Linked DNA regions of Mus musculus: region 2 is linked to region 1. The links are chromatin loops, found by intact Hi-C in ENCODE. Cell type or tissue: heart. All regions are shown on one strand. Links, peaks and the distances in the headings refer to the core of each region. The heading gives the core; the rest is flanking DNA. Region 1 holds the start of Ehbp1l1 (EH domain binding protein 1-like 1). Region 2 overlaps Frmd8 (FERM domain containing 8).

Region 1 (5,363 bases), core at 198-5,197:
AGAAAGACCATCAGCCTTTTGTTTCTGACACCGTGGGGAGAGTCCTAGCAAAATAGTCATCCTACGTTGTAGAGTGCACGTGCAACCCTGGGTGCTTGTGCATGTTGGACAGGCATTTTACCACTGAAGGGCGGGCATCCCAGTTTACAGGAATAGACTTGATGCATAGATGAGGCCAGGCCATCTGTCAAGCAACTGGACCTCAAGTGTAAATCAGTGGGGCAGTGTTTGGCAAGCATGTGTAAGGAGAAAGAAGAGTAGAGATGAGATGGGATTGGCTTAGGCAGAAAACACCAGCAGCTCAGGGACATCAGTAAAGAGCACATGACTCGGGAGAGGCGGACGGGGCACCCTCACTCTTCCACCACTTTTCTTGTTCTAGCACTGAATGCACAGGCGGCGCTCTCTCAAGCTCGGGAACACCAGCTGGCCTCATCTACAGAGCCTGCCTCGAGCTCTCGGCCCCCATCCCAGCCACCAGTACCCCGTCCAGAGCACTGTGAAGGCGCAGCAGCCGGGCTCAAGGCAGCCCAGGCGCCTCCTCTTCCGGCTGCACCTCCAAATACGGACGCGGTGGCTTCCACACAGACGGCCCTCCTGCAGAAGCTAACCTGGGCGTCAGTCGAGCTGGGCTCTAGCACCTCCTTGGAGACTAGTATCCAGCTCTGTGGGCTTATCCGGGCTTGCGCCGAGGCCCTAGGCAGCCTGAAACAGCTGGATCACTGAGACCTCTATCCTGATCCCTGTTCCCCTGAGAAAAACCCTCCAGAAAAACAGTTTTTCCTCCGCGTGGTTTGTTCTTTCTTGGTTCTGAGTGTGCATGTGAGCCCCAGTTCTCCTCGATGGTTTTCCTTGCTTTTGGCATCTCACCTTTCCATGGTCTTTTCTACCTGAATGGTGAAGTTCTGCATTCAGGACAAGAAGTAAATGGCAGAGGGATAAGTGACACCTTATTCCAAGGACTGACCTCAGTCTTCCCAAAGGCTGGGCCACTAATCATTGTCTCTGACCCAGTACCCCCTTTCCTCCACTTGAGTGCCATTTGAAGTTTCAGTCCCTTTGGTGGCTTCCTTTCCTTCCTTTAACCATCCTGACTCTACCATCTTTCTCCATCTTCTGGCTGCTAGGATGTTGACAAATTGTGGGGAGGGGCAGTGATGCACTGTAAGAGTCAGGCACAGTCTTACCTTCCTACCCCAGACTCGGGCCTCCCACATCCCCGTGCTTTTAGAATCCTTCCCTTGGGAGAGGACACATTGTATAGGAATGAGGCAGCAAAAGGTCGCCAAAAAACCGTTTCTGACCCTTTCGGCCTCCCCTGTCCCATCCAGTTCTTTGATGGGTTTTTCGCTCCAGGGTCATCGCCGCGTTAAGAGAGGCCCCGCCCATGCAGGGGGGTGGAGCATAGGCGGAGTCCTAGGAGTCGGGGACGGAACAAAGCACGGCCTGCGGGCGGTGGCTGAGATCTCTCCGGAGACCGGGCCACGGAGAGCTGGTTCTCTGGGCAACAGCCCGCTGAAAACGTAAGAGGGGTCCAGGCGGCATCGTGGTCCACGCCTGCCTGGCTATGAACGGGCTGCCCGCGACTGAGGCGCCGGGCGGCGCGGGCTGCGCTCTGGCCGGGCTCCCGCCGCTACCGCGCGGCCTCAGCGGCCTTCTTAACGCTAGTGGGGGCTCGTGGAGGGAGCTGGAGCGTGTCTACAGCCAACGGAGCCGCATCCACGACGAACTGAGTCGTGCCGCCCGCGCCCCGGATGGTCCTCGCCATGCCGCTGGATCTGCTAACTCAGGTTCTGCAGCGGGCCCGCGCCGCCCGGTTAACCTCGACTCTGCACTAGCCGCGCTGCGCAAGGAGATGGTGAGTAGGTGGGCGCCTCGCCAGGGTAGTAGCTCTGAAGAGGGCAGAAATAAGTCTGGGATCCGCTTCCTCATCTCAGGTCCAGCAGGAAGCATCTGGTCACGGGGCTTTAGGACAGCACTGATAGTAATGTGTAGCAATTGTTGCATTTTTAAAAACTTGCCTGATTTCATCTTGCTGGACAATGTTACCCCATTGTATAAATGAGGGCCAAGGACTGGCTGGAAGGTTTCACAGTTGGCAAGTACCATCTGTTCTCAGAACTTTCACTTAAAGGTGCAGGAAGATTGGATAGGGTTGTCGTCCACGGTGGGAATTCTGGGGGTGGCCCGGACCCCCAACTCCAGCCCACTGTCAGTTGTCTGTAGGTGGGGCTGCGACAGCTGGATATGTCCCTGTTGTGCCAGCTGTGGGGCCTGTACGAGTCGATCCAGGACTACAAGCATCTGTGCCAAGACCTGAGCTTGTGCCAGGACCTGTCATCCTCTCTGCACTCGGACAGCTCCTACCCACCTGATGCCGGCCTGTCTGATGACGAGGAGCCTCCTGATGCCAGCCTGCCCCCAGACCCTCCACCCCTCACCGTACCCCAGACTCACAATGCCCGTGACCAGTGGTTGCAGGATGCTTTCCAAATCAGCCTTTGAAAGCTGAGGTGGATAGGAACGCACCCATACAAAAGGCTCAAAACTTGCCCTTCAGCAAGTCCTTAGTCTACAGTGCCTGCTCTTTTACCGGTACCACCTCACCTCACTTCAGGAGGGCAAGGCATTATACCCATCAGGCAAAGCGGTCAAGATTGCAGCCTGTGCCCAGTGTCCTGGGCTTCCACTTCTCCCACATGTGTGCACCCTAGCTTGGCCAGCCCTTAGTCTGACTGTGGGGCCCAAAGCGTCTTGCACTCCCGTTTGCATCTCTGGGACTGGGATGAGTGCCTAGCTCTCATCTCTTTTTCGTCTTTTGCTGCCTCTTGCAGCTGCTGGCTCAGCGGCATCCCTACCAGTGGCCCCAGGGGTTCATTGCCTGGGACAAGGGCTCCAGAACCCACCTCTGTAGCCACCCACGACCAGAAAGGCTAAGGTCTTTATGCTGGATATTTAAGTTTAGCGGCCAGTTCCTGGGCGGGAAAATAAATAATTTCAGCATTGTATTGTGATTGCCTGGTTAATTGGTACTGGGTTGGGGAATAGTTTTCTGGCAAGTGTAGTCTACGTTCTGCCGGCAGGTGGCGCCCAAGACCCCCTAGCGAAAGGCTTAATGGGCGTGAGATGCGAATCTTCCCTCTTGCGGGCAAGGTTGGAAGCTGGCCCTGCAGCAATATGAAAGCGGTCAAGTCTTTTCCCCTTGGGCTCTACGTTTTCGAACCCAGCATGCCCTTCCGCCTTGCTTTGAGCCTTTTGGGAAGGAAGGAGCCGCCCATCTTGAGGAGAGAAACTTTCCACCTCCCGTGCTGGGAGGAGTTGGCACAGGAAATGGGTGGGCCGGAGCTGCCTGACCCAGGGGCCCATCCCCATGAATAGGGAAAGGTCCAAGAAGAGTCTTAGAGTTGGTGCCCCGTGAGCTGTAGGGATTGCTGGGAAGGAGGGGTGTGGAGGCCGAAAGGAGTAAACAAGTTTCAGTTTGTAGACAAGCCTTGGAAGGGAGGGAGATGGCAGCCGGGCTCAGAGCATCGTTTCGCCTGGCTCAGGCCCCTGTGCTGCAGTCTCAGAGCACCCAGCCTACCCCGAGACAGCACGAAGGACCTGTAGGGTTGCACATAAACTGCTTCCGTAGAGAGGAAGCAGAGGACCACAGCGATATGATAGACAAAACTGGGTGTTCAGCCCACAGGAATAAGCCTGCACATTCTCAAAGTTGCACCCAAGCATCCTCATCCCCACCTCCTACCATAGTCACTTGCCTGCTGAAGATGCCGATAGGCTAACACGCCTGCAAGACCAGACATCCTAACCAAATTGAGGGTTACCAGGCAGGTGACACGTTGATGTGTTGCTCCAGGCCATCTCTCTAGCTGGGTATAAAACACCTTGCAAGGCTCATTACAGTGTGAATTGGATGTGTGAGCGATAAGGAGTCTAATCTAGGTGTTAACACAGCAGCTAACGCCCCAGGGACTTCCCAGGGGAGGAGCAAAAACCACCCATGTACATATTTTCTCTAGTTCTGATAACGGATTGCGCGTAATGAGACAAAATCAGCCCAGCCCTAAGCCAACCGCTTTCCCCATCTTCAGACTTCAATGACATACATAAAAGATAGAACTGTAATTGGCCCCATTTAACAGACTTCAAAACTGAGGCGCAGAGTGTGTGCTTTGTTCAGGGTGGCACTCTTTAGTAAAAACTAGTGAGTTTGAGGCCAGCCTGATCTACAAAGTGAGTTCCAGGACAGAAAAACCCTGTCTCGGGGGGGGGGGGGGCACCAGACAGACAGACAGACAGAACCTTTCACTGCTTGTGAGATGTGAGGATTGTTTTCCCTTGTGCCATATGAGGAGTCAGGTTTGGAGACTCTAGGTATATCTCACCAAGGCTGGCTCTGGGGCTCTGCATGGGTGCTAACAAGAATCTCCCACCCCAGAGTTAAGAACCGTTAACTCTGGCTCAGTGGACGGTTCTTTTCCTTTCTAGGTCTCTACTTTACAAGCTTGGGAAATGGGGTACCAACCAGTACCAAGGTTGCAGATATAAGGGAGACAGCAGAGGCAGCTCTTTTGGAGGGTGGCACCAAGTTGAGGGCTGCCACCTCTTGGAGCTCACACGTCACCCTAACCCCATTTGACTCGCGGGCGCCCATCAAACCGGCTTTGCGATCGGTACTCATTCCTTCCACCCCCGAACCGGGTACCCGGGTGTCCAAGTCCGGACGCTAGATCCCGGAAGCAGGGTCGCCCCGCCCCGCGCTGCAGCCCCGCCCGCCTTCGGACGCGGGGCGAGGGGGGGGGGTGCGGCTCCAGGAAACGGCGCGCTCGCTACTCTTGAGCTGAGACCAGCTCGACGCGCCGCGACGGCCCCGCAGACTCAGCCAGCCCACCAGGCGGACCCCGGGCAAACTCAGCCTAGGTCTAAACCTCAGACATATCTACACGGACGGGGCGGACAGATCCGGTGACAAAGAAAAGAGCTCCAGAGACCATGGGGACCCTGGCTGAGCCAGCAGTGGTGGGCAAGAGGGAGTCCCAAGCCTGAGAAGAGATCCGGCAGAGTTCCTCAGGCCATGACTTCAGTGTGGAAGCGCCTGCAGCGGGTTGGCAAGCGGGCCGCCAAGTTCCAGTTTGTGGCGTGTTACCATGAACTGGTGTTGGAGTGCACCAAGAAGTGGTGAGTAGAAGCGGGGCCTGAGGGAGTCCCCTAAGACTGATGTGGGACTCAACTTAGTTTGACTCGTTTGAACCTGGAAAAAAAATCCTCTCAAGTCTAAAGGCTAAAGGGGTTCCCATCCTAGGTATTCCAGACACTGAAGTGCCTGGCAGGTTGGGGGGACTCCTGTTGTGGAGAACCTTGTG
Region 2 (5,363 bases), core at 238-5,237, 120 kb before region 1:
AAGCCCTTTGTACTCCCTGGGAATCCCCACTGGATCCCAGAGACATAGCTTAGCTTTGTCTTCTTGGTGGAAAGCCACAGAAATGGAAACCATCATCTCTGAAAATGAAACCAGTTTGCCTGCCAGTGAGCTCCAGAAGTTTTGGCAGCAGAGAGAAAGAAAAGGCTGACCTCACTATAAGGCATTGTCTGTAAGATGATGTCACCTGCCACTGTAGTTAACCCTTTAGGAGCCTTGTGTGTTCCCTGAGCTACCAGCCCACTCTTGGCAACCTTTAGGTCATCTTGACTGCTGTTGATGGCTTCAGATCATTATGTGAGGGGCCCAGATGCGTGTGCACAGGTACACAAACTCTACATTTCCATTTGAGCCTTTGAGTTTTTTAATTACCACATGTGCCTTAACCCTCTAGGACAGAGCACTGTTTTACTAAATAAATGTCTTGAGTGTTCCCAGTCTTTCCTATCACTGGACTTAATAAAATCATCACCTAGCACACTTTGGAATGGTTATAATATGGAATAGCCAGAGTATGGTAACCACACGTGTCCTGTGTGCCCATGGTATAGCCTCAGGTCTTCACCCCAGTAAAATCTCATCTGGTAGCTCCTGGGGACCGGTCTCCAGGTCTCCATAGGAACCAGGTCTGGGAAGACTTGGGCTCACTTCTGTCTGGGAGGAACCTGTACTTCCCCCACTGCAAGCTGTGGCAGCAGCGATGTTTGGAGCTTTGGCCCTATGGAATAAAGACCAGAGGTTGCAGGTTCAGTCTCACTGTTTTCAGAGGAAGGGAGCCACATGTCTTTTTCATTATTTAAGATTTATTTATTTACTTCATATATGTGAGTACACTGTCCCTGTCTTTAGACACACCAGAAGAGGGCATCGGTTCTATTACAGATGGTTGTGAGCCACCATGAGGTTGCTGGGAATTGAATCCAGGACCTCTGGAAGAGCAGCCAGTGCACTGAGCCATCTCTCCAGCTCCTGTCCCTTACTTTTGAGATGGGGGTCTCGATAAGTTACCAATACTCGCCTTAAACCCTTGGTTCTGTCAGCCTCCTGAGTTCTGGGGTGATAGCTTTAAGGTAACTGGAACCGAGAGGCCATGAGGAAAGCCTGAGTTTGACCTGGATGGAGCCTTGCAAACCAGAGCAGCCTGGACCCGAGGGAAGAGTAAATCTCAGGGCAGATTCTCACTACCCGTCCTTGTCCCTGACTGGGAAGCCCTTCAGAAGTCTCTGGCACTCCACCCAGTCCAGGACTGTACCTGGGTTCAGATCCTTCCCCCCACCCCCAAGTCCAGTGCCTAGGGGTGGAGAGTCATTTCTGAGCCTGCAGAACAGCAGGTCCAGCTGTGACCAGCAGGGGGCAGCTGAGCCCTCTCTTTCTGTTGGGCTGCAGGCATCGTGAGTCAGCACTTGAGGCCCGGCCCAGCCCAGTTGTGGCGCCTGGAACGGAATGTACCTCCAGGGACAGAAGCCCTACTCAAGAACATGCACTCTTGATGGCCAGAACCTTCCCCGTGCCCCTGGGTTCCAGGTATATGAGAACCCCAGGATCCAGGACCATGAAATGGATTCTGCTTTGGAAACTGTTTGTTTTTCTGTAAAATGTCAACTCAGTCCCAATGTTCAAAGCCAGGAGGACTGTTTGGGGAAATCCAGAGGTGGGCAGGGCTTGAGGACAGTCACCTCATGTGTTCCACCCGGTTCCCACGGAAGCTGCTGTCTCAGCCCCTGGCCTTGCACTGCGCACCTTCCTCTTCCCAGCTGCCCTCATTCCCCACTCACCGAGCCCTCACCTAGTCTTCTGTCCTTTTAATGCCTGGGAGCAAGCCCAGGGCCCCGTGACTGCTGCATAAGCACCCTAGTACTAGAGAACCCGTTGACCCTCCCCCTTAACAAAAACAGGGGTTCTCCTTGTAGCCCCTGCTGTCTTAGAACTTGTTCTGCAGACCAGGCTGGCTTCAAACTCACAGAGATTTGCCTGCCTCTGTCTCCTGAGTGCTGGGATTAAATACCTCGGAGCTTGGTCCCAGTTTAAATTATTTTACATAAATACGATTTACAACAGAAAGACTAAAGAGGTCTCTAAGACCTCTCGGTTTCCTGCCACCTGCCAGGTCACAGGCATTTGGGTGGTTTCAGTAATGGTCACAGACACCCTAAGCCAATGAGCACGGCCCTCCTATACAAGGTCAAGATCAGCAAGGGGGTGTCACGCCACCCACTGTGCAGCTGGCAGAAGCCGGGCCAACCTCTGTGATTGCTCAAGGATGGCACTCAGACCAAAGCCAGGTTGTAGAAGGCTCAAGGACAGCCTAGTGAGCCCGTGTGGAGCAAGCTGGGGTCCCTGTGGTGGCAAGCAGGTCCTAGCCTGAGGATGTTCTCATTGAAGAGTGACCTGTGTGCTGGTCCCAGAGGAGGGGGAAGGGAAATACGACACCAGCAGATGGCCCTACAGGAACTGGTTCCTAGGGGGGAGGCTGGGAAAGGACATGCAATTCAAGGACTATAGGAAGCAGGGCCGTTTGTGAGCAAGCACCAGAGGGGTCATGGAGGTTACTGAACCCCCAGGGTAAACGAAGCCTGTCTGCTGGGCTACAGTTCCTACCTCCTGCCAGAGCACCTCTGGGCACAGAGAACTGGGGGCTGAGAAAAGAGGAAATGGTGTCAGAAAGGTGAGCTCAGGGAAAGGTCCGGGAAGGGGAGGGACAAAGAAGCCGGGAATCCAAGACCCTAGGGCCAGGGCCAGGCTAAGTGCTCAGCAAAGTACGGGGATAAATCAGAAACACAGCCCTGGGAGCTTTGGATGGGGGCTGATACCATCTCTGTTGCATTCTGCAAGTCACGGCCTGAAGTCTGGCTGAAGTTCTTCACACGCCCAGGACACCAGCCAAAGGCTTCTGAGACAAGAAGCACACAGAGCCCACCTAATGCCCAGGAAAGGCAGGGGTCCACACCTGAGCACCCTCCTGCTGTCTGAGGACACCCCCTCAAATCCCTTCTGCTTACATCTGGTCCTCAGAGCACCCTCCGACCCGCCGCCGCCGCCACCACCCCAGTCCTCGGGCTCACATGCACTGCAGCAGAGCTGAGCTCCTTGTTTGAGTCAGTCCACAAATATTTACCAAGAGCCCGCAGGATTCAGAGTGACCTTTAGAAAATATAAGCTGAAGTCATCCACGCTGGTGCCCACGTCTTGCCAGAGCTGTGGGCTCAGAGATCTAGGACACACTAGACAGAAACCCTGCCCCCACAAATCAAGTTGGGGGAGGGATGGGACAGACTGACTTATTGCTAGAGCTCCCTTGAGAGGTGACTTTGCAGCCCTGGCCTACAAGAGCTTATGATTGTAGGGAGACAGGGAGCCACTGGGTGAGATCTGTTTTCATAAAAAGAGTTCACTTCCAGATTTTTGCAACAGTGGGGGAAGGGTGAGAGATGGGCCCCTTCCCACCAGAAGAGCCTGGCAAATTTGGGGCAGGGCTTCTTTATCGGTTCCAGCTCCTGCCAGGGCAGTGAGTGCGGATGGGAAGGCTTCCTGCCAATGCGCAGTGACTGTGCAGTTTCCTGACCCGCATGTCTCAGGGCTCAGTGTGAAGGAGCCCGGGCAGAGGGGCCTCTGGCACCAGGAGAAGCACAAGGGAACCTAAAAACACTACAGCCTAGAAACTGGATCCATGGAGGATGGGGGCTGGAGTTCCAGAATATTCTCTTGTGGTAGCAATACTGGCATGGCCCTGCCTTTAGGGCACTTCGTCCCTTCTCTCTATTCCAAGAGATTTTGTAGGAAATTCTGAGTCTGCCTGGGTCTGGAAACAACAGGGCTGAGCTGACTTCCAAAGAAGATGAGGCCAGTGGGGGGCTGCCAGGTCCCTGAGAAAGAAATTGGAGCGTGCTCCCCCTTTAATCGGACATCACAAAGAGAACCCCATTTTGCTCTTTGCCCTCCATCCCAGAATCCCATAGCTGGGAAGGGGCATGCCTTAGAAACCAGGCAGGCTCCTCTGGCTGTCACCCCTCAGCCCCACCCACAGACCTGTTTACCACAATCTCCTGGAACAGCTTTTTTGATTGGGGGAGTTGCTGCTCTGCCCTAGTCCTTCAGTGGGATGGAGGTCCTCTGTGTGAAGGAAGAAACTCTGGGTATGTCCACCAGCGAAGGGTGGGCACAGCCTCGGCCCTAAGGCCTCCTCACCTCTCCCCTCAAATACATTGTTTCCAAAGAAAACTGTCCTTGAAGGCCAGGAGCCTCTGACACTGCCATCTTGCCCTTGAGAACTGGAGACAGTCCCTGGGCTGCTGCAGACTTGTGAGCACACAAATGCTTCATCTGTGCGTGACCAGGCGACCTAGCTTTACACAGCCCTAGGCTTGGTGTGTTACCAATTAACCCTGTTCCTACTAATTCAAAAAAAAAAAAGTCTCAAAAGCTGTTCCTGGGACTGAAGAATAATATGAAGGGAAATTGAAGGTGGTTGAACAATTGCCTAAGCACCTCAAAGTCAGAAAAGACTGACTCCACAGGCTAGGCCCGCCACAGGGAGCCCCTCCCTCCCTCCTGCTTTCATAGCCGCCTCCTGGCATTCTAGAACATTTTAACAAGCAACTCCCTGTTCTTGCAGGCAGTCACCGCCACCCACCACCGACACTTGGAACTGATGCCAGGCGGACATAGTGGTAATGTAATCCCAGCACTAAAAAGGTTGAGGCAGGAGGATGAGCCAAGAAGTACAGGCCAGTATGAGACAAAATGAGACCCTTTCTGGAATTAAAAAGAAAGAAAGATAAATAAAAGGCTGATTAGGTTAGCCCTTGGAGAAGGGTGAGGCGCAGGAATCTACGTGGCATAAGAACCGGTGAGCAAGCCAGCACTTGCCACATAATCACCCTCTGTGCTGGTCACATGAGAGAGAGAGTCACCAGTTTTCCGGGAACGGGAGGGTGCAGTCTAGGCCGGGCCTTGCTTGCAGATTCCATATGCTAGAGGCCGGAAAACAACCCCCTCCTTCCCTCCTCCGGGTTGCTAAGGGAGCCTGTTGTCACTGGGTGGTTTTGTTTGTAGAGTGGGTGTCGAGCCTGGGAGGAGACTTCCGGGCAGTTAATTCTGCCAGCTGCCTTTTTCATTCTGCGTGCTTGAACCAGCTTTTTTATTTTGGGGAGTATGGGGGGGGGGGGATGTGGAGGCAGGTGGCAGAAGAGCTGAGTAGATGCTTCATGGCGGGGTGGGGTGGGGGTGGGGGGTTGTCAGACTGTCCGAGCTCCTCACTGACATGGGCGGTGACAATTCCCCTTTTCAAAACCCTCACTAAGCCCTTGTTTGTGGACAACGTTTGCTTTTGGACCTGTGCTGGACCC

Evidence for each region. Hi-C counts contacts between places; a loop is a spot of excess contacts. Peaks named below come from ENCODE experiments on the same cell type or tissue, not always from the same donor. Only the 100,000 strongest peaks of a DNase experiment are listed, where the experiment ranks them.
Region 2: it touches region 1 in a loop (2.0-fold over the local background); 3 of 42 quality-filtered maps call a loop at or near these places.

Annotation. Positions count from the first base shown.
Region 1 is chr19:5,725,732-5,731,094 of GRCm38, reverse strand. Ehbp1l1 (EH domain binding protein 1-like 1) reads left to right here and starts at 4,778. Exons shown (of 19, transcript NM_053252.3): 1 at 4,778-5,178. The coding sequence starts at 5,075. It overlaps Fam89b (family with sequence similarity 89, member B), which reads left to right and starts at 1,429. Exons shown (of 2, transcript NM_181452.2): 1 at 1,429-1,858; 2 at 2,227-3,008. The coding sequence starts at 1,568. The coding sequence ends at 2,505. Znrd2 (zinc ribbon domain containing 2) reads left to right here. Exons shown (of 4, transcript NM_020491.5): 4 at 383-789. The coding sequence ends at 726. In heart, for the core only: CTCF peaks have their summits at 1,620, 3,086 (motif pointing right) and 4,905; DNase peaks (open chromatin) are centred at 1,404, 2,324, 3,244, 4,754 and 3 weaker places; H3K4me3 peaks cover 4,806 bases; H3K27ac peaks cover 4,034 bases.
Region 2 is chr19:5,846,374-5,851,736 of GRCm38, reverse strand. Frmd8 (FERM domain containing 8) reads left to right here. Exons shown (of 11, transcript NM_026169.4): 11 at 1-763. Among named protein-coding and RNA genes, the nearest start is that of Neat1, 3.6 kb to the right of the region's middle. In heart, for the core only: a CTCF peak has its summit at 2,460 (motif pointing right); DNase peaks (open chromatin) are centred at 1,426, 3,546, 4,726, 5,006 and 3 weaker places; H3K4me3 peaks cover 4,147 bases; H3K27ac peaks cover 4,447 bases.